Regions from separate parts of the Homo sapiens genome. Here region 2 is linked to region 1. The links are chromatin loops, found by intact Hi-C in ENCODE. Cell type or tissue: HCT116. All regions are shown on one strand. Each heading gives the region's core, and the rest is flanking DNA. Links, peaks and the distances in the headings are about the cores only.

Region 1 (5,380 bases), core at 301-5,300:
GGACGGGCAGGGGTAGAGATAGGGAAGGAGTTGAGATGAGTGAGGTTGAGATGGGGCAGAGGTTGAGATGGGTGAGGGTTGAGATGGGTGTGGTGAGATGGGTAGAGTTCAGATGAGGTAGGCTTGAGATGGGGAGAGGGTGAAATAGGGAGGCGTTGAGATGAGTGTGGTTGAGATGTTGAAGGGTCAAGTTGGGGAGACACTGAGATGGAGAGGGGTTGAGTTGTGAAGGGGTTGAGATAGGAAGGGATTGAGTAAGGAAGGGGTTGAGTTGTGAAGGGGTTGAGATGGGAAGGGGTAGAGATGTGAAGAAGCTGAGGTGGGAAGGGGCTGAGATGGGAAAGGGTTGAGATGGGAAGGGGTTGAGTTGTGAAGGGGTTGAGATGGGCAGCGGTTGAGCTGTGAAGGGTTGAGATGGGAAGGGGTTGAGTTGTGAAGGGGTTGAGATGTGAAGGGGTTGAGTTGTGAAGGGGTTGACATGTGAAGGGGTTTAGATGGGAAGGAGTTGAGATGGGAAGGGGTTGAAATAGGAAGGGGTTGAGTTGTGAAGGGGTTGAGATTGACAGGGGTTGAGACGGGAAGGGGCTGAGTTGTGAAGGGGTTGAGATGGGAAGGGGTTGAGATGGGAAGGGGTTGAGTTGTGAAGGGGTTGAATTGTAAAGGGGTAGAGATGGGAAGGGGTTGAGATGGGAAGGGGTTGAGTTGGGAAGGGGTTGAGATGGGAAGGGATTGAGTTGTGAAGGGGTTAAGTTGTGAAGTGGTTGAGATGGGAAGGGGTTCTGTTGTTAAGGGGTTGAGTTGTGAAGGGGTTGAGACAGGAAGGGGTTGAGTTTTGAAGGGAATGAGATGGGAAGGGGTTGAGTTGTGATGGGGCCATGATGGGAATGGGGTTGAGTTGTGAAGGGGTTGAGTTGTGAAGTGGCTGAGATGGGAAGCGGTTGAGATGGGAAGGGGTTGAGATGAGCTGGGTTGAGTTAGGGAAGGGTTCAGATGAGGAGGAGTTTAATTGATAAGGGTTGACATAGGAAGGGCTTGAGACGGATAGTGGCTGAAATGGGGAGGACTTGAGATGGAGAGAGGTTGGGTTGAGGAAGGGTTGAGATGGGGTAGGACTGGGTTGGGGAATTGTTGAGATGGAGTGACAGGAGGGGGATGCAGTTAGACCTGACCACCTGACCCCAGTGCACCCAAGCTGGGTGTGTCCAGCCAACACTGTCTCCACACCAGGAGCACTGTCCCCAGAACTGACCACTGGTCTGTCCTACTCCAAGAGCAGAAAGAGAATTTACTGAATTCCTCTGTTTTCTTTATAAATTTGGGAAGGGTTGCAGGTTCCTCATCACCTGATCAGCAGGCAGTAATGCTGCCTTTTTAGAACAGCAGTGAGGCTGAGTAGTGGGATGTGAGCACAGCTGCAGAGGGTCTGCAAGGAGGTCCCCAGGAGAGGCGGGGGCAGGGACAGAGGGGAAAGGGGGACAAGCCCTCTTCCTCACTCACACGCCAACCCTGCATGCCTTCATTCCCTCCCTGCTACAGGCTTCGAGAGAAAAAGAGGAAGAGAAAGATGGTTAAAGGAGCTAAAAGCAGAAGAGAAGAGAAGGAGGACAGTGTGGCTGGGGTATGAGCGGCTGAGGTGGGGTCCTCAGAAGGGTGCCCCACGCCCACCTCCTTCTCTGCGCCTCAGCCTTCTCACCTGCACCTTCAATGAGAAGTTATGTGCGATTAATTTTAAAGGTCTTTTCATCGGTGCCTGGAATTCTATAGGTGTCTAACTCTGCTTGGGGTCGGGGGGGGGAGCGGGGGTGTACAGCAATTTCATAAATATTTTTTTCAGCCAAAAAGGCCAAAGCGAATTCCTCCAATTATGTTCACCTCCTCCACAATGAGCACTTCCTTTTCTGCACGTGTCTTCACCCATCCCCTCACATCCAAGAGGAAAACGCCTTTGGCTCATTTGCAGCCATGGGTCCAGGCAAGCCCTTAAAGATGGCAAGGGGTTGCCAGTGGTCAGGGAGGGGGAAGGCCCTGGACTGCGGTGGGAGTCTCGGGGCGCTCATCGTGCCCTGCCAAGGCCCTTCTCCTCCTGGCTTCGCTTTCCTTTCTTGTGATGTGAGTGCTGACCACCAGGCTGCCCCAGCCCCTCCAGCTACACAGCGGAAAGCATCCCAGTGAGACTGCGGCTGCAATACACAGAAACAACCACTTGGGGGCACCATAAAAGAAGAAAAAATATCTCTTCTGAAAAAGAGGGAAAACAAATTGAGCAGCTGGCGCTAGAGGGCGCCGCTTTTCCCATTTTCTTCAAAAAGGTGGCTGGGGGCAGAATTTCCGAATCTTGACATGTTCAGAAGACTGAAGAGCCTCCTTCTACAGATATGGCCATGGGAGCAGAGTGGAGGCAGCCCAGCGCAAGGGCAGGGTGGGAGAGAGGGGACTGATTCACCTGAGCCTCCAAACAGGGAGGAGACTCTGATGGTACCACAAAAGGAAGCACAGAACGGGCCGATCCGGCTTGAGCACCAGGCTGCAGAGTCTTGGGGGAGAGTCCTCCCCCAAGGCCTGCCTTAGAAGGGAAGAACTGGGACAACAGATCTCCCCCAGCCCTTGCTCCCAGCACTGTGCTCTGGAAAAGATGGAAACCCTCTGCTTTCTCTCAGGGCATCCAATGGCTTCAGAAAGAGAAAGGGAGTGGCAGAGAGGTTATGCATTCGTTCTCTGCAAGAGATGAGAGTCGCCAGGCACTTAGCAGGGGGCCAGTCCCCCTCCTTCCCAGTACAGGACCCTCCTTGTCACAGGCGGTCTCCACTGCAAGCACAGAAAACCGCGCTGCTCGCGCACCACCTTGTTTATTCTCAAACCCAGTTCTCTAGGGAAGCATTTCTAGAACTGCGGAAGGTTGAAGGGAAAGGCGAGTCACCAGAGACCAGATCTAGAAACAGCCTCTTTTTTCTAATCCCGGGAGGACAGGTAAGGAAAATTCAAGGGTGTGTGCTGAAGTTCCCCAAAGGATCATCTTAAAGCAAATCTCTAGAAATCACCCAAATTGTGTCAGTTCCTAAGGGAAGCCCAATTCTCTGGATTCTCTGCACCTTCCTGCTCTGCTCAGAATTCCAAGAAAGCAGGGCATGTGCTCCGGTCTCTTCTTGGCTGGTGGTTTTCAAACTTGCTGTTGGTTAGTGATAACCCAGTGTGTTGAAGGCTCATGATTTCTGTGTTCCACTGGCATATGTTTTGGTTTCTGCAACCCTGTTATACTACAGCCCTAGGATCCTGAAATGCCTCGTCTCTGAGTGAGAAGGTTGGATTTTGCAGACCTGCAAACTCAGGTGCCTTCAGGACCAAGTCAGTCCTCTAATAGCCCTAAGGCAGTAGGGAATGGTGGGGAATACAGTGACCTGGAGACTTCCTGCCCCCTCTAAAAACATACACATTTAAATAAAATTAAAATATCCGATAATTCAACAAAGCACTCATATATAAGAACAAATTCTGCCATGCACCCTTTTGGCAATAGTGGTTCCACAGATTCCTGTATTCTAACAACCCGAGTGATGTCTGATGCTGGCAGCAGGTGGCAGCATGTGGACTGAGGTCTCCACTTAGTCTCACTAGATCTGCAGGAGGCTGGCCGCCTTTCAAAAGGCCAGCAAAAAAAAAAAAAAAATTGGCCCAATGGCCCTTAAATTCACCCATAAAGCTTCAAGGTTGAGACAGGTGTTGCCTTACAGAATATGTTGCTGATGCTGAATGCGGTGTGAATGCCAGTGAGACTGTTGTTTGAATGTGATCACCCCTACTAAGTCAGCATAGCTGCAGGGCACATGAGACAGAAGTGGGTGGGACTTGCAGGACTGGTTCCTCCTACCTTGTCACTCACCACAGTCCACTGACCTTCACATAAAGCACCAGCAGTCACCCAGGCTCTCAGGACCCCAGCTTCCTCACCTGTAAATGAAGCAGCTAGACCAGATGAATAATAATAATGATCATAATAATGGCTCATATGCACTGACTGTTGACCTTGTGCCAGGCACTGTGCATTCCCTCCTGTAGTCTCCCACATGCTGCTGTGGTCCGTTGATGTATACAGCTGATCCCAAGCCTAACTACAACCTCTGCACCTTGGGCTTCGGCAAACCTCTGATGCCTGTCAGTTTGAGATAATGACTTCTTGATCTGTACATATAAACATTGTTGTAGGGATGAGGCTGATGATGAAGGCACATGCGATAGATGTTTTTACGTAATTTGGATATGAACCTTTTTTATAGGGGTTGGCTAAGGTAGTAATGATGGGTAAGATTAAGGGGATTAGGGTTATTATGGTAGTGGAAAAATACATGTTTGCTACTTTTATTTGGAGTTGCATCAATGTTTTTGGTTCCTAAGACCAACGGATGACTCTAATCCTTTCAAAGTTGAGAAAGCCATGTTGCTAGGCATGGGGGCATGAGTTAGCAGTTCTTGTACACTTTCTCGGTAGACAAGAAGTTGCAGGCTTCTATTGTTAGATTCACAATCTAATGTTTTGGTTAAACTATAAGTGATAGCAAGTGACAGGCTCCTGAAGGTGAGGAACCAGACATCAAGGAGAAAAACAACCAAGCATCGGACTAAGTACTTTACATGCTGTTTTTCCTTCATAACAATTCAAAAAGGTTGCTGTACTCATCCACAATCTAGCAAAAGAGCAAAATGAGGCCCACAAAGGTTGGATATCTTACCCAAAGTCAAATAAGACATGGCTCTGTGGTGATCAAACAATAGCTTGAAGGAGGACAGTTCTCATACAACCTGTAAGTTAACCAACCTGTGTTTTACAGCTCATGAATCTCCACACCCCAGGGGCTGACCCTGGTCTAGACCTAGAGCCAGTGGTGTCCTGAGCTTCCTGGACTAGACCGTTTGGTATGGCTAGGGCTATCAGAGGCCAGGTGAACACATAGATCGTAACTATAACCATAGCCACTGTTACGGAACATTCATAAATATTCATTCACAAATAATTACTGAGGGCCCATATGTCAGCATTGCCCTCAGCACTGGGGATATGGAGTGAACGAGGCAGTCAAATCACTGATCTCACGGCACCAACATTCTTGTGGGGGTTGGTGGTCAACTGCATAGGTGATATGGCACAGTGACCAGGTGTCTATTTTAGACTGTGTGATGAAGGACAGCCTCTCTGAGGAAGTATCATTTGAGCTAAGGTCCAAATGGCAAGAATGAACCAACCCTGTTGAGATCTGGAGAAATATTCCAGGCAACGGCAGGAGCCAGGGTAGAGACATAAACAGGCATAGCCTAAATAAAAGGCGAGTGGGCAGGAGCACAGGGAACAAGGGAGAGAGTAGATGAGGCCAGGAGTTAAGCAAAGCTC
Region 2 (5,380 bases), core at 88-5,087, 190 kb after region 1:
ACATGTGGGCAGAGGGGACAGCAGGTGCAAAGGCCCTGAGGTAAGTCCACTTCTGGCCCATGCAGCTGGCTCAGAGTGAATGAGGGCAGGAGCAGTGGGAGGTGTCTATGTCAACTCAAACTCTATGTCCACCTGCCACAAACTATTTCAGTATTCTTTTTTCCCCAGAATATAATTACCAGAATAAACGGTTGTAGGTGTCTTTGAAGGAAGGAATGGTAGAATCATTAACATGTATACCTGCAGAGATGTCCTTCTTCCTGGGGACTTTGCCTCTCCTTCAGTGAGTCCGGGAAACTATCTCACGTCCAGAAACCAGACAAGGAACTATGACTTTTTATTGGGTGACTGCACTTACAGTCCTGATCATCTATTCTTTTTTGTTTCTTTTCCTTTACAGAAATCCTTCCTTCTAATAATAATATTCTTTTATGATTACTTTGAGACATTGTAATTGCACATATTTATGGGATACAATTTGATGTTTTGATACATATATACATTGTAAAATGACCAAATCAGTGTAGTTAGCCTGACGGTCACCTCACACATTTATCATTTCTTTGTGATGAGGACGTTCAAAAGCCTCTCTTCTAGCTATTTTCTAATATACCATATCTTACTGTTAACCATGATCACCCTACTATGCAATAGAACACCAGAACTTATTCCTCTATCTAATTGTAACTTTGTATCCATTGACCAACCTCTCCTCATCCTCCCCTCTTTTCTCTCCTCCCCAGTCTCTAGTAACCACTTTTCTACTTGCTTCTAGGATGTCAGCTTTTAATTTTTTTAGATTCCACATATGAATGAAATCATATGGTATTCCTCTTTCTGTGAATGGCTTATAGACTGTCCTCCAGGGCCATCTATGTTATCACAAATGACAGGATTTTGTTCTTTTTATGGCTGAATAGTATTTCATTGTGTATATATATGATTTTTTCTTTATTCTTTCATCCATTGTTGGGTACTTGGGTTGATGCCATATGTTGGCTATTATGAATACTGAACCAATAAACATGGGAGTGCAGATATATCTTCGATATACTGATGCCTTTTTTTTTTTTTTTTCAAATACATACCCAGGAGTGGGATTGCTGGGTCATATGGTAGTTTCATTTTTACTTTTTGAGGAACCTCAGCACAGTTTTCCATTGTAGCTATTCTAATTTATAATCCCAATAGTGCCTAAGTGTTCCCTTTTCTCCACATCCTCACCAACACTTATTTATTTTGTCTTTTTGATAATAGCCATTCTAACTGGAGTGAGGTGGTATCTCACTGTTGTTTTGATTTGCATTTTGATGTTGAGCATTTTTTCATGTGCCTGTTGGCCATTCAAATGTCTTCTTCTGAGAAATCTCTATTAAGGTCTCTGCTCACTTTTTAATTGGGTTCTTTGATTTTTTGCTGTTGAGTAGTTTAAGTTCCCTATATATTTGATATTAACTGCTTGTCAGACGTAAAGTTAGCAAATATTTTCTTCCATTCTGTAGGTTGTCTCTTCACTCTGTTAATTGTTTCCTTTGCTGTGCAAAAGCTTTTTAGTTTGATGCAGTCCCATTTGTCTATTAATGTTTTCATTGACTGTGCTTTTGAGGTCTTCTTTAAAAAATCCTTGCCCGGCCCCAGGTTGTAAAATGTTTCACCTATATTTTTTTCTACTAGTTTCATGGTTTTGGGTTCGACATTTAAGTATTTGATTTTTGTATATGGTGAGGGGTAGGAGTTTAGTTTTGTTCTTCTGCATGTGAATATCCAATTTTCCCAGCACCATTTCTTGAAGAGACTGTCTTTTCTCCAATGTGTGTTCTTGGCTCTTTGTCAAGAATCTGTTTGTTCTAGGTGTGTGAACTTATTTCTGGACTCTCTATTCTGTTTCTGACAATCTATTCTTGATTTCTTCTGCTGGTACAAGTTGAGTAGTACCCTTGTTTGCTACCCATATATTTTGCCCCTAAGGACACTGTCTTCCATTAATCATTTCCACAACTATCTGTGAGTCAGACCCCCTTTGGCTATCACTCTGAACTTGCAGCTCACTATAATAATTGCCTCCATGATAATGGATTCTGCCATGCATTACAATTATTGCATCCATAAATGGCTTCTGGACGCTAAATACTGCCACCTGGCTTCTATTGTATTGGGGTCCTATTCCTTCTGCTACTAGTCACCCTAGTTTTATCTCGAACTCCTTATCTCTGGTGATCCACATGCCTCGGCCTCCCAGAGTGCTGGGATTACAGGCAAGACCCACCGCGCCCAGCCTAGTGAGCCTAGTTTTATAATGGTTCCTCCTACCATTAGCTCTGGTCCACAGAGGAGAGCCACAACCAAACTTTGTGATGTTGGTGACTCTCTCAACAGTGCATTCCTTAAATTGTGTAAGCTCATCTAGTGGGTTTCCTGGGCTCGTGTGGTATATGCATCGAGCATACCTATGACCCTGAGTCTTTTAATTCTTTCTCTGCCACTTGTTTTGGCCGCTATGGCATTTTGACCTAACTTAGGTGGGCACAGTTCTAGGAGCCACTCTAGTTTTGGGTTCACACCATCTGATTAAATCATGTGTCTTGTGAACATATTCAAATCAATATGCTTTCCATATTTGATCTTAAGCTCTGGCATTCATGATCAAGCACTCTCAGAATCCAGTCTAAAGAACTCCTCCAGTTCCTGCCAGTAAATGCTGGCTAGATTTGGGGAGATAGATAGTTCCCTTCCTCCTTTATCAAGCTCAGCATATCCCTGGCTGGACTGTGCTGTGACTTAACCCTGGTTACATATCCAGTGGCCAAAAGGAGGCAGGACAAATACTGAGGGAGGAGAAACACAATTTATCCTGCAGGGAGAGGCCTCTGCATTGTCTTCAAGCAAGAGGATGGAGGTAATCCTAGTTTTTGTTTTGTTTTGTTTTGTTTGAGACGGAGTCTCACTCTGTCACCAGGCTGGCGTGCAGTAGCACGATCTCAGCTCACTGCAACCTCTGCCTCCTGGGTTCAAGCGATTCTCCTGCCTCAGCCTCCCGAGTGGCTGGGACTACAGGTGCGCACCACCACACCCAGCTAATTTTTAGTAGAGATGGGGTTTCACCATCAAAACCAGGATGACTTTGATCTCTTGACCTCACAATCTGCCCACCTCGGCCTCCCAAAGTGCTGGAATTACAGGCATGAGCCACCACGCCCAGCTGTAATCCTAGTTTTTAATAGGGGGGATGACCAACTTCTGCAGGCTCAAAGAGTTCAGGGAAATCTGAGAAGTCAAGATTTTGGAGATTTGGCCCAGATATACATGTGTCAGGATTGTATCCTCTTCCAGCCAGGGCCCTGACCTTGGCATAGAAGACCTGCCTTGTTTGGGAGTTTAGCCTTCTTTGGACATCAACCACTCTGACCACTAAGGCCTGGACCTGGCCTTCTTTTCCTGTCCTCCCTCTGTAAGACAAGACAACCTGTTTACATGCTGCCAAGGAGGATTTAACCCTTGCTTTAAATTGGCTGATAACCACTCTCAGCCTCTTGTTATCTTTCTCTATCTCTTCATAAAACTCAGCAATATCCATCTATGAATGGAAAATAAGGGTCCTCAAAGATAGCCATGCTCTGATCCTCACAGCCCATGGAATATGTGACCTTACATGTCAAAAAGGACTTTGCAGATGCAATTAAGGTTAAGGACCTTAAGGAGGGGAGATTATACGGGATTGTCTGGGTGGGCCCAATCTAATCACATGAGTCCTTAAAGGCAGATAACTTTTCCTGACTGCAGAGAACTAGAGAGATAGCAGCATGAGAAGGACTCCACCCATTACTGCTGACTTTGAAGATGGTGGAAAGGGCCATAAGCCAAGGAATGCGGACAGCCACTAGAAGCTGGGAAAGGTAAAGAAGAACACTATCCCCTGGAGCCTTCAGAAAGAATCACAGTCCGGCTGACGTCTTGGCTTTTGAGACCTCTGTCAGACTTCTGACCTACAAATCTATAGGATAATAAATTTGAGTTGTATAAGGCACTACATTTGTGGTAATTTATTACAGCAGCAATGGAAGACAGACATCACCCAGTCCTATTGTGTCTATAGCAGTATTTTTCTCATTTTTTCTAACACCTGATGGATAGCACCAGCTAATGTGTTTTCTTCTACTGGTACACCATTCAAACCCACAACTGATGAAAGGTTGAACCACTAGACTAGTACCAGGGACTGTCTGTGCCCCACCCAGCAGCAATGATGGGATCATTATTCTTGGGAAGACAGGTGAATGATCCAGCTCCAAAGCCCCATCTTATCATCTGCTTTTATGGAATGCTCCTCAAGAAACTGCTGCAAACTGGGTTGCCTAGAAAGTGGACTATGAGACAGAGTTTACCACACAGGAAGTCTATTAGGGAGTACTCTTGGGATCAGCACTTGAATAGAGCTGCAACTCAAGTCTGACAGCTTTAGCCAACCCTATGGAGTCTCTAGAACTGAAATTGTCCCATGTTGGGCCAATAGAACTGGCCCACATTGGGCCAAAAATGCCAGGCAGTTATATCTCCACCTTAATCAACCATTGGATGTGGGCCAACACCGGAAGGACCTTGGGCAAGGTGGCTTCCTGCAGCTTGGATATCCATAAAGGATGACACCTGAGGGCCCGTCACTAACAGCAATCCCAGAAGCTGGCCCAACATGTCCTTTTTCGAAGGTGGAGATCCATCTCCACTACAGACCCCTTCCCCTTCTGAGCAGCCACTGCTATACTCCAAAGCAAGAGAATGAAGGATTTCTCTGTTGGGAACTGGGCCATAAAAAAAATATAGGGATACTGACCTTTGGGAGCCTGCAATGTATTGGCTTTAGGGAGGCTCACCTGTCAACAAACCTCTCAGAAGTTCCCAGGAGACTTAACACCTCTCTCTTAAATATAAACAGCCAAGAATTGCCAGATATTTGGAAGAAATTCTCAAACATGACAATGAAGGGCCAAAACAGAAAAAGAAAGAAACACAGAGGTAAAAGAAATAATGCAATAAACAGAAGAAAACATTTCTTTAAACTGTAATTTTATCCTCATAGAGATAAAAGAAGATACCATATTCATGAACCAAGGATACAACACTGGGGGAAAAAAGTAAGATTGATCGATTGATTCAAAGAAAAAAAAGGACTTTTGAGGCCAGGCACAGTGGCTCATGCCTTTATTCCCAGCACTTTGGGATGCTGAGGTGGGAGGATTGCTTAAGCCAGGAGATTGAGACCAGCCTGGACAATACAGTGAGATCTCGTCTCTACAAAAAAACAATTAAGGCTGGGCACAGTGGCTCATGCCTGTAATCTTAGCACTTTGGGAGGCCAAGGCGGGTGGATCACTTGAGGTCAGGA

The links. A loop is a pair of places that touch in the nucleus more often than their neighbours do. Peaks named below come from ENCODE experiments on the same cell type or tissue, not always from the same donor. Only the 100,000 strongest peaks of a DNase experiment are listed, where the experiment ranks them.
Region 2: a loop joins it to region 1, with 10 times the contacts of the local background. A loop is called at or near these places in 5 of 110 quality-filtered maps.

The regions. Positions count from the first base shown.
Region 1 is chr1:181,421,947-181,427,326 of GRCh38, reverse strand. It overlaps LOC107985232 (a long non-coding RNA gene), which reads right to left. Exons shown (of 3, transcript XR_001738319.2): 1 at 3,892-5,380. It also overlaps a transcript of CACNA1E not described here. Among named protein-coding and RNA genes, the nearest start is that of CACNA1E, 59 kb to the left of the region's middle. RefSeq lists enhancers at 2,465-2,554, 3,534-3,583. In HCT116, for the core only: CTCF peaks have their summits at 2,025, 2,224 (motif pointing right) and 3,575 (motif pointing right); DNase peaks (open chromatin) are centred at 2,236, 3,596 and 3,786.
Region 2 is chr1:181,229,486-181,234,865 of GRCh38, reverse strand. No RefSeq gene overlaps it. Among named protein-coding and RNA genes, the nearest start is that of LINC01699, 4.2 kb to the left of the region's middle. In HCT116, for the core only: a CTCF peak has its summit at 2,142; no DNase peak of the experiment used is centred there.